Regions from separate parts of the Homo sapiens genome. Here region 1 is linked to region 2. Evidence: chromatin contacts called from ENCODE Hi-C or POLR2A ChIA-PET data. All regions are on one chromosome and are shown on one strand. The core of a region is the stretch at or near the end of the contact, and the rest is flanking DNA. Distances in the headings are between cores, read along the strand shown. Region 1 overlaps LINC02037 (long intergenic non-protein coding RNA 2037). Region 2 overlaps LINC02028 (long intergenic non-protein coding RNA 2028).

Region 1 (7,717 bases), core at 2,741-5,240, 200 kb before region 2:
TCTTTGAAAACTATGATATATTTTACACTGACATCACTTATATTCTCTCATTCATTCACCTACATTACATCCCTATTCAGACTAGCCACATTGCAAGTGCTCAGTGGTCATATTAGACAGTGTTCTGGAGCCTGGCAGCTTGCAGTGTGGTCCATGGGCCAGCAGCATCAGCATCGATGGGGAGCTTGTCAGAGGTTCAAGACTCCAAGGCCCCACCCCAGACCTCCTAAGTTAGAATCTGTATTTTAACAAGATCTCCACGTTATTTGTGTGCACATTAAAGTATGAGCTGCACTGTTCTATAATAATTCTTCAGATAGGATTTCCAGTAGAATCTAACAAAAGAGTCTAGAGAAAAGAGAAACTACCTCAATGAACTCTCTGGAATCAAGCATAGAAACTTGTCAGATCCCATTTTTCCTTTTTCTGATCCCATTAGACTGCTAATTAGACCTTCGGAGAAGGGGTGATTTTAAAGTAGTTACATTCAAATGAATCAATTTAATAATAGGGAAAAATTTAAAAACCCAAACAACATAGAATTGTTGGACTGTGAGTGGATTTAATTTTCAAGGCTAACCTCCAATGCCATGAGCAGAGCTTTAAAATATATTGGATTTCTCTTAAACTTCTTCCCCGTTTTTTTAACAGCTTTATTCAGATACAATTCATATACCATACAATTCACCAATTTCAATTGTATAATTCAAGGGTTTTTCATATATTCACAGAGTTGTACAGCCATCACTGCAATCAATTTTTGAACATTTTCATCACTTCCAAAAGAAATCCTGTACTCATTGAGAGTCACTCCTCATCTCTTCCTAGCCCTAGGCAGCCACTAATGTACTTTCTGTCACTACAAATCTGCCTATTCTGAGCATTTCATATCAATGAAATCATACCACATATGGTCTTTGGAGACTGGCTTCTTTCACTTAGCCTAGTGTTTTTAAGGTTCATCCATGTTGTAGCATGCATCAGTACTTCATTCCTTTTCATGGCTGTATAATATTCCATGATATGGATATACCACATTTTGATTATCCATTCATAAACATATAAAGTTTTAATACAGAAACCAGAGAAGAAGGGAACAAAACAGTAAGGAGGAATCAAGGAAATAATAGCTCCTACTGGATTCAGACTCACAGAGAGTCAGAGCTGAAAAGAACCTTAAAACTCATACAGTGCATTGTTGTCCATGTGGAGAACTGAGACCCAGCAAATGAAAACCCTTTGTCCAGGGCCCTCCAACATCAGGAGGCCCAGCTGGGATGAGGATCCAAACTGCTTTGACTCCAACTCCTCTGCTGTACTCTGCCACCACAGACACCCAGGGTCTCAGCCTGCACCTCAAGGTAGTCATGGGAACAGTAGTCCTGGCAGCATCAGGGCGAGGCATAGCTCTTCATCTTAGTCTTGGTCTCAATTTTAGAAAACCATGTGGAGTTGAGAACCCCAGGGTGGATCTGGAGTTAGTTTTGGAGAGCTGTTTTCAAGATCTGTAGTAAAATGTCTGATATTCTGAGCCTCTTTCCATGTCACATGCAGATATATCTCTTTTTTTCTTTGAGATGGAGTCTCACTCTGTTACCCAGGCTGGAGGGCAGTGGCGTGATGTCAGCTCACTGCAACCTCCGCCTCCCGGGTTCAAGTGTTTCTCCTGCCTCAGCCTCCCGAGTAGCTGGGATTACAAGCACACACCACAACACCCGGCTAATTTTTGTATTTTTAGTAGACACGAGGTTTCACCATGTTGGTCAGGCTGGTCTTGAACTCCTGACCTCATGATCCACCCGCCTCGGCCTCACAAAGTGCTAGGATTACAGGCGTAAGCTGCCATGCTCGACAGATATATTTCTTAATCATCAGAAAGAATATATTAAAAGCTCAGGAATCATAGCTGGAATGATCTTGATGCCTTCTTTCCAACAGAGGCCCATGGAGGGAAGGTGACTTGCTGAGGAACCTCCTCCAGCACGTGACAGCCAGTGTTCCCAGGGCACCATCTGTCTGTGCTTCTCATACCAGTTGGCGCCTTGCTTCTAAACCACAGAAGCTGGTTCTCAGTCATGGGATCCTTGGGATGCTTGCTGCCTCTCCGCTGGACTCTTGACTCTGCTGCCACCATCATACAACAGCTCTGACAATCTCCATGTCCTTGTACTTTCCTATTGGATTCACAATCTCAGGCATGAACAGGTGATTGGCTGAGTACCTTGAGGTGTGGAAAGTGAAGATCTGCTCCTCTTCCGCCTCTGTGACAGGAGGCGGGGTCAGAGGCGGGATCAGAGGTGGGGTTGTACTTTTCACCTATTTTGGGGTTCTTCTAAATTAGGAAGACTGGATGCTGGGTAGTTAAAAAACAACATGTGTCCACAACTGTTATAAATATAATATTCTCAAGTGAGAAAAACACCAAAACTTTGTCCCACCAAAGAATACCAATGTTAGGCAATGACACAGGGAGGCAGCAGCCTGTGAAAGACAGGAGATAGGCATTTCAGAAAAGACTGAGGACCTTTCTAGAGGAATGTGTTCCGTTCTGACTGTCTCTCAGAGAGATGGAAGCAAGTTGAGTGGGGGTGGAGACCAATGGAGGATGAGGTGTTTCTAACAACCAGAAATGCCCACCACTAAATGGAGTGATTCAGAAGGTTGAGACCTCTTCACACCTGGAAGTCTTTGCACTGGGACATTGTCAAAGGGAGCAGACCCCCTCAGGCATAGGAGGCCCTAAGGCTGTACTGTCCATGACAGAAGCCGTTAGCCACACTGCACTCTGAGCACATATTGAAATGATCATCTGCTCTATTGAACTAAGTAAAATGTATTACTATAATTAATTTTTCCTGCTTCTATTTGTTAATATTGTTGCTAGGGAATTTACAGTCACCTGTGTGGCTTCATTATATTTCTGCTGGGCTGCTAGAAGGTCTCTTCTGGCTCTGAGATGTCTCCATCCCTAAACCTGCTGCCATCCCTCCCTTCAGGGCTGCACCAGGTGTCCATATGGTGGGGCTCTAGGAAACCGGATGAATAACAACACCCTTTCTTCTTTCAGAGTCCAGAACCAACTGAGAGAAAGTGTCCCCTTTCTTGGCAAATTGGAGGAAAATGCAGCTTGAGGTACGGCCAGGCAGGCTTGCTAATACATCACACCTGGGACAGATAAGCTTTATTATCTGCTAGGGCCTGGCGCAGATGGCCAGCTGCGGACCTCCCCCAGGACGGAGCCCAGCACAGAAGGCCGCCTTCTGCTCCAAGAGGCAGAGGGATCGAGCCCCACAGGTGCGGGTTTTCTCCCAAACTCATGAGTTACACAAATCATCCTGCTCTTGGGGAGAAGCGAGGTTGGGAGTAATGTCGAGGTTTCTCCCAGGGACACCAGTGTAAGGAGGAGTGTGAGGGGATACAGACTTAGATTTTCTCAGCCTTAAACCTCCAGAAATAGTCCAGTGTCCAGCATGATGAGATTCAGGGAAACTGGGGCTGGCCTTTGGGCAACTTACTCCACCTGTTTAAGCTCTATCTTCTGACTGGTGCTAGGAGCACCCACATGGGCACAGAATGTGACGATGCCTAGAAACACGCATCACCTTGCTCAGTGCAGGCTCAGTGCTCAACACAGAGCAGCTACTGTTTCTTCCCCTACTGCTAGCACTCAGTGTGAACTGTGTATCACATGGAGCAAACTGCGGGGCGGGGCCGGGGTTCGCCTATCTCTTACTGGTCTTGTGTCTAAGACCAGTTATAGAATTGTGGGATTTCAGAGCCGTTAGAGATCCCAGATACCATCTCGTCATGTGGCAGATTAAGTAACTGGTCTGTAAGCGAGGAAGGGAGGCGACAGTCAGGAAGAGGGCCGTATGGGGGTGGTAAGTGACACGTGCAACCTCTCCACCCGCCCCCACCCCGTCACCACACTTCCTGGACCTAGTAATTCAGGAAGGCAGTCTGTCTGACCAAAAGGCAGGAAGTCCGCCGGGCCCACTCCCATCCTGGTGGCGTGGCGGCTGGGCTCTGTTCTCAGGCTGCTAGCACCGTACTCCCAGTGGGCATGTCAGGCAAGTCCTGGCTGCTCACCTCAGTTCTAGAATCTGCCACATTCAGAGTCTATTTCTTAGTTGTTTCTGCTTTCCTCATATGTTATATCACTGGGACACCCTCAGGTCATCTCAGGTTCCAGTGGAGCCGTCCCAGACCCAGCATCTGAAAAGAGATAAAGAGATATTTTTGTGATTCTTTTTAAGATACTTTTTCCATTTACTTTATTGTTTTTGAAATGGAAAATATTAAGTTGAATATTTTAATGCAAATCTATTTGTGAATCCAATTATGTGATACTTAATTTTTTTTATTTTTAAAAATAAAATAATCAGTGATACATTTAATAGGGTATGTATTACAAAAATTATATATATATATATATATATATATTTTTTTTTTTTTTTGAGACAGAATCTTGCTCTGTTGCCCAGGCTGGAGTGCGGTGGTGTGATCTCGGCTCACTGTAACCTCCGCCTCCCAGGTTCAAGCGATTCTCCTGCCTCAGCCTCCCGAGTAACTGTGGCTACAGGCATGCACGACCAAGCCCCGCTAATTTTTTTTGTATTTTTAGTAGAGACCGGGTTTCACCATGTCAGTCAGGCTGGTCTTGGACTCTTGACCTCAAATGATTCGCCTGCCTTGGCTTCCCAAAGTGTTGGGATTACAGGTGTGAGCCACCTCGTCTGGCTTACAAGATTAGTTTTTATCTTAAAATAAATTGAACAAGGCCAAAATTTGACTTGCAGTTAACCAGAAGTGTGAAGTATTTATGCCGTGGAATCCACGCCTCTGTCTATTGTCGTTTCTCTAATATTCTTTCTGTATACACAAAATACATCCTAATCATGACTCAAGATAGATCTATTCCTTGGAGAGTGATAGAGATGATGACAAGGAATAAAGAATTTTCTGTTTGGAGAGAAACATAGATGGATGAGCTTGAGTTTGCTTGCAGTTCCTCTTCACAGCACAAATGGGGAGCAGCATCAGAGCTGGACTCAGAGACCAGGGTTCTTATCTCAGCTTTGCCACCATTAAACTGGAGATCTGGGGCAAGTCACTTCCCTCTCAGTTACCTCGTTGCCAGCCTTAGAAGACCAGCCGAGCTGAGCCTTGCTGGGTAAGGATGGCCCTGGGATTGAAGGAGGAGCCCTGACGCTGTGCCTTGTGCCATAGTGAATGGCAGGGGTGGCGGCTCTGAGGTGCCAGTGCAGGACACGCACCGTGATGTGCAGGGGAGGAGACTGTGCTTCTGAGTAGGGCACTCCTGCAGCTGGCCACGCATAGCCTTTCTGTCCTGTTGTATGAGATCTACCCCATGTTATGAGCATCCACCTGCTTTTCAGCAGGAAAAATCATGACCCAGTCACTCTAGGTTTGCCTTCCACGTTGTCCTCTTCGCTGATTAAATAGTCTTTCTTTGGTATACGCTTCTGAAACTTCCCTGTTCAAATGAGGCCCCTCCCAAGGGGGTCCACGTTAGCACAGAAAATGCTTTCTTTCCATCTCTGATTGATTATCTGTTCTCATTTGTTCCCGGACTTCAATTTCAGCCTGAATGTGAGTATTTATTTTAAACAGTCAGCCTGGACTTCATCAACATGGCAGTATTTTAGGGAATCCAGTTGTAGGTCAAATGCCTGGGGTTTCAAAGAGTGTAAGCTGAAGTCTCTGACCTAAACTCTAGAGACTAAAGGTTGTCACTGAAGACTGCCATCTTTATGGAGGGCGGGGAGAAGGTATTTAATAAATGGGGCTTTCTCCTAATGTGGTTAAAGGAGACCAGCAGCTCCAATTCAATTCAAAGGCAACTCAGTGAGGGCCCAGTAAGGGTCTAATGCTGCATTCATCACTGGAGTCTCCTGCTTTTGGCTGAAAGTCTATCTGCTCCCAGGAGAGTATTAATTGAGCACTTACTATCTGACCAACCCTGTGCCAAGTGCTGTGTGGGATCTAGTGGTGGTGGTGGGGGAAGCCTAACGTACAGGAGAATATGCCGTGTAGGTGCTGGTGGTGTTCCGCTGTGCAAGCTTCATCCAGACAGAGGGTTTTTGCAGCTGGGCCTGACCAGTCCACCAGCAAGAAGGGGCTGGCATTGTTTTGTTGTCACAATCCTGGTACCTGAGGCACCTGGAATAGGCTGGCTTTTTGCCTTCAGCACTCTAGATCCCCAGCTCGGGCTGGAATTCTTTCCTAACCCCTACTCCTCTTAACTGGGGTTTGGGCAGCCAATCTCTTGCCACCTTCTTGCCACTGCTCCCTGTATCTTCATCTGGGGATCTGCTCTCATCTGGATGGCCATCAGTTTCCACCTAGCCCCTGTCCCAGCCCTGCAAACAAGCAAGACCAATGCAGACTCATCATTGTCAGCATGTCCCCTAGGTCCCTCAACATGCTGCCATTTCTGTGTTTCCTCCTCAGGAAGGGGCACCTTTTCCAACCAGGCACCCACCTAGAAACCTGAGAATCATCTGAAATCATTTCCTCTCTGTCACCACCATCGCCCAAATACAGTTGATTTGTGAGCTCTCAAATCCACCGGTTTCTCTCCATTCCCAGTTACAACCTTTGTCCAACCCACCCATGTCTGCTTTGCTCACCGTTGCAGTCTCTGCACCCAGCACAGGACCTGTGAAATGGTTGCTCGTACCATTTGCGGAATGGAAGATGTGAGTGAGAGTGAGTGAGCCAGGGGAGACCTGTCAGGATGGCCTGACCCTTGTTTACCTCTTAAGTCTCATCTCTCTCCTTCACCGCCACTTACCCTTTACCTGGCAGCTCTCCTGAGCTCCCCGTACAGCCTGGGTTCTTGTCCACATCTTCCAGAAGCCTCCCCTTTTCCTGTTTGAATTAGATGGTCCCTCTGTGCCCCCAGTGCCACATGCCTAGCCCATTTCCTGGGGAGCACGCATCCCACGACACTGGCATTGCCTGTCTGCATGTCAAGTGTTCTCTCTTGATGCTAAGTTCCACGAAGCGGGCTCTGTGTTTTACGCATCACTGCATTTCCAGCACTTAGCGCAAGCAGGTGCTCCTTGAATTTTTGTTGACCGAAGGTCTAGAAACTCCTGCTTTGGTGCCTAACTGCTTCCTGCCTCATGTCTCTCCCCCAGCCCTCCACCCCCAATCTACCTGGCTTCTGGCACTGCTCACTCTGAGGTGCGCGGCTATCCATGGGCCAGCCCCATGTAGCAGTGTGTTTCGGGTGCTGGTGCCACCCATTCCGTTCCTCTCCATGACAGGTCACTTGGTGCAGAGCGCCTTGATCTGCACAGTAGGACATGCTTTCCTGGCCTTGGACCTCCCAAAGTCTACCCGGTGCTTGTGCCCTCTCCTGGCATCTTCTGACCGGGTCCCCATGGGGTTTCGTGCTCATCCCTTCACTGGCTTGTGAATGTCCCCGGGGCAGGGGCAACATCCAACTGGTCTCTGACCACCGGTCCCCCCTCCCCCTCCCCACAGCACCCAGAACAAGGGCTCATTTGTGCACGGTAGATTCCCAGGAAAGGGTTCTTTTGGATCCATCTGAAGGCTGGAGGGACTTAGGGAGGGGTGGGACTCTGGGAATTCGGATGGCTGGAGGGAAGCTTGGAGGAGAAGGAGGAGGAGCTACTCCTCACCCAGAGTGGGGTGAAGGCCGAGCTCCTGTGAGGGACTGTGACAG
Region 2 (7,479 bases), core at 1,366-3,865:
CTTCAGTGAAGTGTGTATGTGAGGTTTGTGTGTGTGCATGATGTGGCAGTGGGGAGATGGGTCCCTTAGGGTCATGCAAACCAGCAAAGCAGAAGCTTACGTTTAATGAACATTTAAAATATTATAGACATTTACTTACAAAACAAACGCTAGATTTCTTCTGTATATCAAGAAATCAGTAGATCCTTCTATATAGGAAAACTAAATCTTTTTTGATTGATAAGAGTGTTTGGGCTTTCCCTGGGCACTTATGTCATTGGATCACATTTAGATGGAGTGCCTTGGAAAGTTTGACATCTCTCATAGATGCCAACATGAGAGACTAATCGTACATAAAATAGCCTAGAGCCACTGGGGATTCAAATGGCTCCGGCCTGACCTCTTATCCTGACTTTCATACTTCTACCACCTCCAGCTCAGACCAGTCTCTTAGGCTGGGTCTAACACAAGCCAGTTCCAAAGAATGGGCATTATCCCTGGGTTAAATAAATATTTTATGTGATTTATTTCACTTGGCCAATCAATTATTGGATCAGATTGACCTAGAACCTTCTGGTTCTTATAGTACTATTCTGTCTCTGTCCCTTAGGAAAGGATCAGCAACAACACACACGCACACACACACAAACACACACACACACACACACAAACACACATACACTTAACAGCATTTTGAAGCTTTGGTGAGACACCTTAACTTATTTAAGCAAAATACACAATTAAATAGAGTGAAAGCTCACATCTGTTTTGAGATTGACTCTGGTAGCGCTAGTCTTATTGGATTTTATAAAAAGTAATTCCAGTTATGGTAACTACATTTATAAAAGCACAGCTGGGGTGGATGAAACTGGAGTCGTTCACTAGGTTAGATCAATATTCAACCCTGGCTACACATTCACCTGGGGAGCTTTTGAAAAATGCTGAGGCCTGGGCCATACTTCAAGCCAATGAAAGCAGAATCTCTGGCTGCGAGGCCTAAGCATCTGTATTTTTAAAAGCTCCTCCAGGAGATTTTAACGTTGAGAACCACAGAGTTAGATGAATAGAAGCAGGGAGTCAGGAAAGGGGTGATTAATACTATGCCATGCCAGTGATGGACCAAAGAGCTTAAGCTTTTTTTTTTTTTCTTAGATGGAGGTTCGTTCTTGTCACCCAGGCTGTAGTGCAGTGGTGCGATCTTGGCTCACTGCAATCCCTGCCTCCCTGGTTCAAGTGATTCTCCCATGTCAGCCTCCCGAGTAGCTGGGATTACAGGCACCCACCACCATGCCCAGCTAATTTTTGTATTTTTAGTAGAAACGGGGTTTCACCATGTTGGCCAGGCTAGTCTCAAACTCCTGCCCTCAGGTGATCCACCCGCCTTGGCTTCCCAAAGCGCTGGGATTACAGGCGTGAGCCACCACACCCGGCCTGAGCCTAAGCTTTTCATTTCGAATAAGTCTCTGGATGTCAGAGCTGGATATATACCTTAAATATATGTCTCATTTTGGAGAAGGGAAACTGAGGCTCAGAGGCTTAGTAATGCTATATAGTATTATCCTGGCCAGAAACTTGTCTTCCACTGTATGCCTGTCACCTAAAGAGCAAGCTTGGGAATTAAAAGAACAAACTCCTGTCCATGAATCTAACCGTCTATTTATTTAGTAATATTTAAACACTGGAAATGGTTTCTGGTGGTGGAATCAGCACAGCTTTGTAGCTCTCAGATGTAAAGGCTGTGTCCCTTATTAGCTACTGCTTATTTTTTCTGAGCCTGTCTTCTCATCTGGCAAATAAGAATTAAGAATAACTACTCTCCAAGTGTTATCACAAATGAGATGACAGCAGGTAAAACATGTAGTATGTGCTCAGAAAACTAAATGGAATTATAATTATTAACTGCGTTAAAAAAATCTGGGGATTTATGTAGAAATAGCTGCAGAGGGGATAAAAAGAGCTTCTTGGAGCTTCTTTGCATGAAATATCATAACCCTGCAAAGGTTGTTTTTGGTTTCTATTGATTGAAAACACAAATAAACCCCAACTGAAGCACTCTTATGAAGGAATGAATGGATTTCCAATCTGTGTTTTCTTGTTTACTGTGGAAAATATGCGATCCAAGGAAAACACAGGTGGTTAAACTGCTCAGTGCCTCTATTTTTATCATAAGCAGAGGGCTCTAAGCATTCAAACCCAAATATTTTACTTAATAGAAAATGAAGACTTAACTTCTCAAGGTTAACTGGATCCAGGTTTCCTGTGGCCAAATTTAGATTTTCAGCCATCAGTTGAAATTCCAAAACAATAATAAAAAGCTCACAATTAGCATTTTTAAAGAAGCATTTTCTTTTCATTTAGGAACTTTTGCTTTTTTGGCATCCCTTTTGTTTTGCAAAAATAAAATCTTAGTAGGGAGAGGAAAGCCACCTCCCCGGGTTGGATGCTTGCGAGATGAAGATGGGAGCCCACCCCGCAGGGCCCTGGAGAAGGTGGCGCCCCTCCCCCCTGCCCCCGTCCCCCTCCCCACTCCCCTCTTCTCTCCCCGCTGCCCGCCCCGCCACCCGGGCTTGTGCGGACGTGTCTCGGGCGTGACCTTTGAGCAGCTGCGCCACCGGCTCAGCCTCGCGGCGGGGGAAACCCGAGCTCCCAACAAAACGGTTCCATCTTTGGCTAGGCCTTTGGTATTTCAAGGCGCTGCCGGTGGGGAGAGATGCCGCGTGCCTGAGAGGCTCTGGGAGGTCGCCGCAGCTTTCGCTTCCCGGGTTTTACATTTCCGAAGGGGCTGAACGTCTGCAGAGGAACCGGAGCTGATGCTGGGGCTGGGGCTGGGGCCGGGGCGGGAACCTAACGAATGCACCTCTGGGGAGGCTAGAGGGAGCGCGGCTCAGCCTCCTCCCTGGGTGGGTCCTTCAGCGCTCTTTCCTTCTTTTTTTCTTTTCTGCAGATGTTATGTGGTCAACAGGGACTGAGGCTCTTTAAGCCCTTAAATCTCTAAGGGCTAAATCTCCTTCCTGATATTCGCCCCCAAACCGGTAACGGTTTTCACATGATTCAGATACCTCTCTACCTGCCTGAAGGACTGGAGTGCAAAGTTGAACTTGACTCAGATAAATGCATTGATCCTTCCCTGGGGAAAAAAGTTTAGACATCACTAATAGTAGTTAACTTTTGAGTGCTTCCTCTGTGCTAAGCACGGTTCTAATCACTTAAATGTAATAACTCATTTAATCATCACAACAATTCTATGACATAGGAATTCTTATTTCTGCCTAACAGGCACCAAAGAAGGCCCAGAGAGGTTTAACAACTTCCTCAGAATCACACAGCTTCCAAATGGTTGGGTTGGGTTTACATTTAGGCGGTCTTGCTCCAGAGCCAGTGCTCCTAACCTTTGCAAGCCACGAACCTCAAGAAAGTGGAGAAGGAAACGCTGGGAAATCTGGAAGTCAGACATGGCAAGTGAGGACTTTCTTTTTTCTTTTCTTTTCTTTTTTTCTTTTTTTAGAAGGAGTTTTGCTTTAATTGCCGAGGCTGGAGTCGGCTCACTGCAACCTCCGCCTCCCAGGTTCAAGCGACTCTCCTGCCTCAGCCTCCCAAGTAGCTGGGACTATGGGATTACAGGCATGCACCACCACGCCCGGCTAATTTTGTGTGTGTTTTTAGTAGATACGCGGTTTCTCCATGTTGGTCAGGCTGGTCTCGAACTCGCGACCTCAGGTGATCCGCCCACCTCGGCCTCCCAAAGTGCTAGGATACAGGCGTGAGCCATCACACCTGGCCAGGACCTTCTTAAATGCTCTGTTTTGGTCAGAAAGTGCTGGGACCCCGGGGTGGCACACCCAGCACTCACCAGGAACTAAGTACTTGCTGTCCGTTTTGGACACGTGCTGGCAGCTTGTTGACTCTCATGCCGCCATTCTCAAGAGGGGCTCCCTGGCAACCTCATCTATTGCCTGTTGGAAAGGGACAGGGCAGGCAGGGACAGGAGAGGCCGATGGCAGGCAGTTGGCTCCCAGGGTCGGTCTGAAGAGAGAGGAGAGAGGTGTGAGAAAGAGAGGGACCCACGGCATGAGGGTTGAGGCAGGGGCCAGGTCTTGCCTTGGATGCCCCAGGAAGTATGCCAGGCACTTGGGGGAACTCCTGCCCTGAAACAGTGAAGTCTGCATCCAGCAGGCCAGTTTGTTGATGAACAGGTTTGGCTAGACTGTCGAGGAGTCAGAATTTGTCCCTGTCTAGTTTGTTTCTTTGTATGGAGGTGTGGGCACAGAACGAGTCCTTAGAGGATGCTTCTGGGGAGAGAGCAGTGAAGACCAAAGTTCTAGGATGGTTTGAGAGCTCCCTTCTCTGGCACGTGGAAAAGCAAGATGTGTGCCCTCCCCCAAACACGCGCCACACCAGCTTCGCTTCCCACTGGTCTGAACGTCTCTCTTGGCTAATTCTTCCTCTTGGATTCCATTACCTTTGTGCTAACAGCTCCTACAGCGCCATTTTATATCAGCAAAAAGTACCCAGCACAGTTGCCTGAGTCAGGCAGGAAGAGCTTTGTGCCCCTCCCGCCGCCCACTCAGTACCCACCCACACAGCACACAGCAGGGGTACTGAAAGTGCATCTAGGCCGGGCGCGGTGGCTTACGCCTGTAATCCCAGCACTTTGGGAGGCTGAGGTGGGTGGATCACGAGGTCAAGAGATCGAGACCATCCTGGCCAACATGGTGAAACCCCATCTGTACTAAAAATACAAAAATTAGCCGGGCGTGGTGGCACATGCCTGTAGTCCCAGCTACTTGGGAGGCTGAGGCAGGAGAATCACTTGAACCCGAAAGGCAGAGGTTGCGGTGAGCTGAGATTGTGCCACTGCACTCCAACCTGGCGACAGAGTGAGACTCCGTCTCAAAAGCAAACAAACAAACAAAAAACAAAGTGCACCCACAGGGTGTCCTGGGGGTACCCATGCATCATCCTGACTGTCTGAGTATCCCCAGGCCAACCTTAAGAGTACAATATTCCTTCAGGTGGGTAAACTGGTATGGTGAGACCCTTTGTGGGTTCCTGTATGGCTCTGCCACTTACTTGCTATGTGACCTTGGGCAGGTTACTTAACTTTTCTGTGCTTCAGTCTTGTCATCAGCACAATGGTGATAATACTAACACCTACTTCAGAAGGTGTTGTAAGAACTTAAAGTGTTAGTAAGTCTAAAATGCCTGGCCCATGGCAAGTGCTCAATAAATATTAGTTTCTGCTTTTACTATTGTCACAACTATTATTAGTTTGGTGCAAAAGTAATCATGGTTTTTGCCATTGAAAGTAATGCCAAAACGCGATTACTTTTGTACTAACCTAATATTATTATGCAGCTCTAAGCAAGTAACTTTCCCTCTCTGAATCTCATTGTCCTCATGATGAGTGTAAGAGTGTCTGTTTCATAGGACTGTTGTGAGAATTAAACAGTGTTAATTACTATTGTAAAGTTTGCAATAAATAACCATTATTTATGTGTTGCTTTAGCCTAGTTTATCTCCCGGGAGCTGACTTCATTTCTAAACGTATAGGGGTTTCTTAGAGGAGCTTCAGAATACTAATCATCGCTAGTGAGGGCACTTGGACACTTTGCTTCACCTCAGCCAGCACCTCTTTTCCCAGCTGTAAAATGGTATGATAATAAGCACCCCTAGGAATCTCAAGGATGTTACGAGGGAAAAATATGCAATAATATACAAAGCACTTTGAGCTTCTCTGAAGACAGACGCATATAAATGGAAGGTGGTATTATAAGGTGGGGTAATCACTGGTTACCTCCCCCCCTTTTTTATTTAATTAGGAGAAAACCAGTAATTAGGAAGCATGGCCTTGTTAAAGCTGTGGCCTGGGAAATAGTTCTCTTGGCACCTAATCAGAACTGTGACATGGCGCAAATTTTTGCAAAATGTGGGCAGCAGGGGACCTTCCCCAAGGCTCAGACTGTGAGAAATTTGCGTCTAGGGGCCAGATCCTGAGGTGGCTGAGCTGGCTGGGGAGGCTTCTAAGGAGATCTTCACTCAGGTCTGCAAGGGGGCTCTGCCCTGCCTCAGTAGCCCTCATCTCTGGGGGCCCCAAAGTCATTCTCATCTGCAGGTTAGAGCTTGCTGCAGGCCCAGAACCAAGCTTGTCCACCACGTGGCCTTCTTGGACCCACTGGGGCAACTTCAGGGTTCTGAAAAGCACCTCAGATCTAGTCTGGTCTCTGATTCAGTAGCAGAGACAAAGAAATCCCCTGCCTGTTCCCCTTAAAATGGGCCATTGTGGAGTAGGTGCTGGGGCCCTAGCTTGCTCCCCACTGTGCCTTTGTTAGAGCATTAGCCTCCAGCGGAACCCACTGTCTCTCTCCTTGCGAGTCCCAGTTTGCCCATTCTCCCGGATCCTGCTTAAAGGCCGCCTCTGCCAGGAGGCCTTCCCAGGTCTTCCCAGTTACCATCACTCTCTTCCTCCTCTAGACTCTGTGTTTGGTACAGTGTGGTTTTTGTGTTTGTCCTGTCTTCTCTCACATTTGACTCTGAGCCACTGGAAGAAAGGGAAGGAAAGTAAGAGAAATGAAGTATTCCCATTCCCAGGCACCTGGCCAGTTGTTGCAGACAGAATGACCAGCACTGTTGTATTGATTCCCCCTCAATACGTTGAAAAAGCAAACGGGAGGCATCTGGAAAATCTTGAGATAAGCAGCTTCATTTTCAATGATGAGTCTTTTAAAATACACAGAAATGGTATAACAATCATGTATCCACCACTTAGACTACCAATGGTTACTTTTGTCATATTCACTTTAAATGTCTTTTTATTATGTATTTAAAAGAAGTGAAACTTGTAGATACAGCTAGGGCTCCCCGTGTCCACTCACTGAAGTCCCTTCCCTTTTGTCATATTCACTTTAAATGTCTTTTTATTATGTATTTAAAAGAAGTGAAACTTGTAGATATAGCTAGGGCTCCCCGTGTCCACTCACTGAAGTCCCTTCCCTCTCCCTTCTAGGGTCCACCACTTTCCTTGTCATCTGGTAAAGGACCCTGCATCCATGGATGGACAGAGGGGATTGCTAAAGTGCTGAATCGCGTGTGAAATTCTACGTGTGCCTCTTTCTCACACATGCCACATCCATTGCAGAGATGCTCTTGACTCAACCTTCCAGCAGTCTCCACTGCAACCACTCTGGCCAAGGCCACCATTTTCTTTTCTTTTCTTTTTCTCTCTCGCCATGGTTGGAGTGCAGTGGTGCGATCTAGGCTCACTGCAACCTCTGTCTCCAGGGTTGAAGCGATTCTTCTGCCTCAGCCTCCCGAGTAGCTGAGATTACAGGCACGCACCACCATGCCCAGCTAATTTTTGTATTTCTTAGTAGAGATGGGGTTTCACCATGTTGGCCATGCTGGTCTTGAACTCCTGACCTGGTGATCCACACGCCTCGGCCTCCCAAAGTGCTGGGATTACAGGTGTGAGCCACTGCGCCCGGCCCAGGCTACCATTTTTTG

What was found. Hi-C counts contacts between places; a loop is a spot of excess contacts on that map. ChIA-PET counts read pairs that join two places held with the same protein, here RNA polymerase II (POLR2A). Pooled maps may share reads with other maps.
Region 1: a pooled map shows a loop between it and region 2 (4-fold over the local background). The contact joins two enhancer-like sites. A Hi-C loop is called at or near these places in 2 of 168 maps with a recorded cell type or tissue (endothelial cell of hepatic sinusoid and endothelial cell of umbilical vein) and 6 of 50 pooled maps. POLR2A ChIA-PET finds 5 or more read pairs at or near these places in 1 of 52 experiments (endothelial cell of umbilical vein).

The regions. Positions count from the first base shown.
Region 1 is chr3:194,251,729-194,259,445 of GRCh38, reverse strand. LINC02037 (long intergenic non-protein coding RNA 2037) reads right to left here. Exons shown (of 4, transcript NR_125402.1): 3 at 4,090-4,215; 4 at 1,674-2,261. Among named protein-coding and RNA genes, the nearest start is that of LINC02036, 5.4 kb to the right of the region's middle. RefSeq lists a silencer at 3,657-3,706. Within about 2 kb of position 3,990, at least 17 of the 41 ENCODE cell types and tissues checked have a DNase peak (open chromatin) inside an H3K27ac peak, as active enhancers do.
Region 2 is chr3:194,053,592-194,061,070 of GRCh38, reverse strand. All of the region lies in intron 1 of LINC02028 (long intergenic non-protein coding RNA 2028), which reads left to right. Among named protein-coding and RNA genes, the nearest start is that of LINC02028, 14 kb to the left of the region's middle. RefSeq lists enhancers at 2,498-2,547, 3,183-4,128. Within about 2 kb of position 2,615, at least 13 of the 41 ENCODE cell types and tissues checked have a DNase peak (open chromatin) inside an H3K27ac peak, as active enhancers do.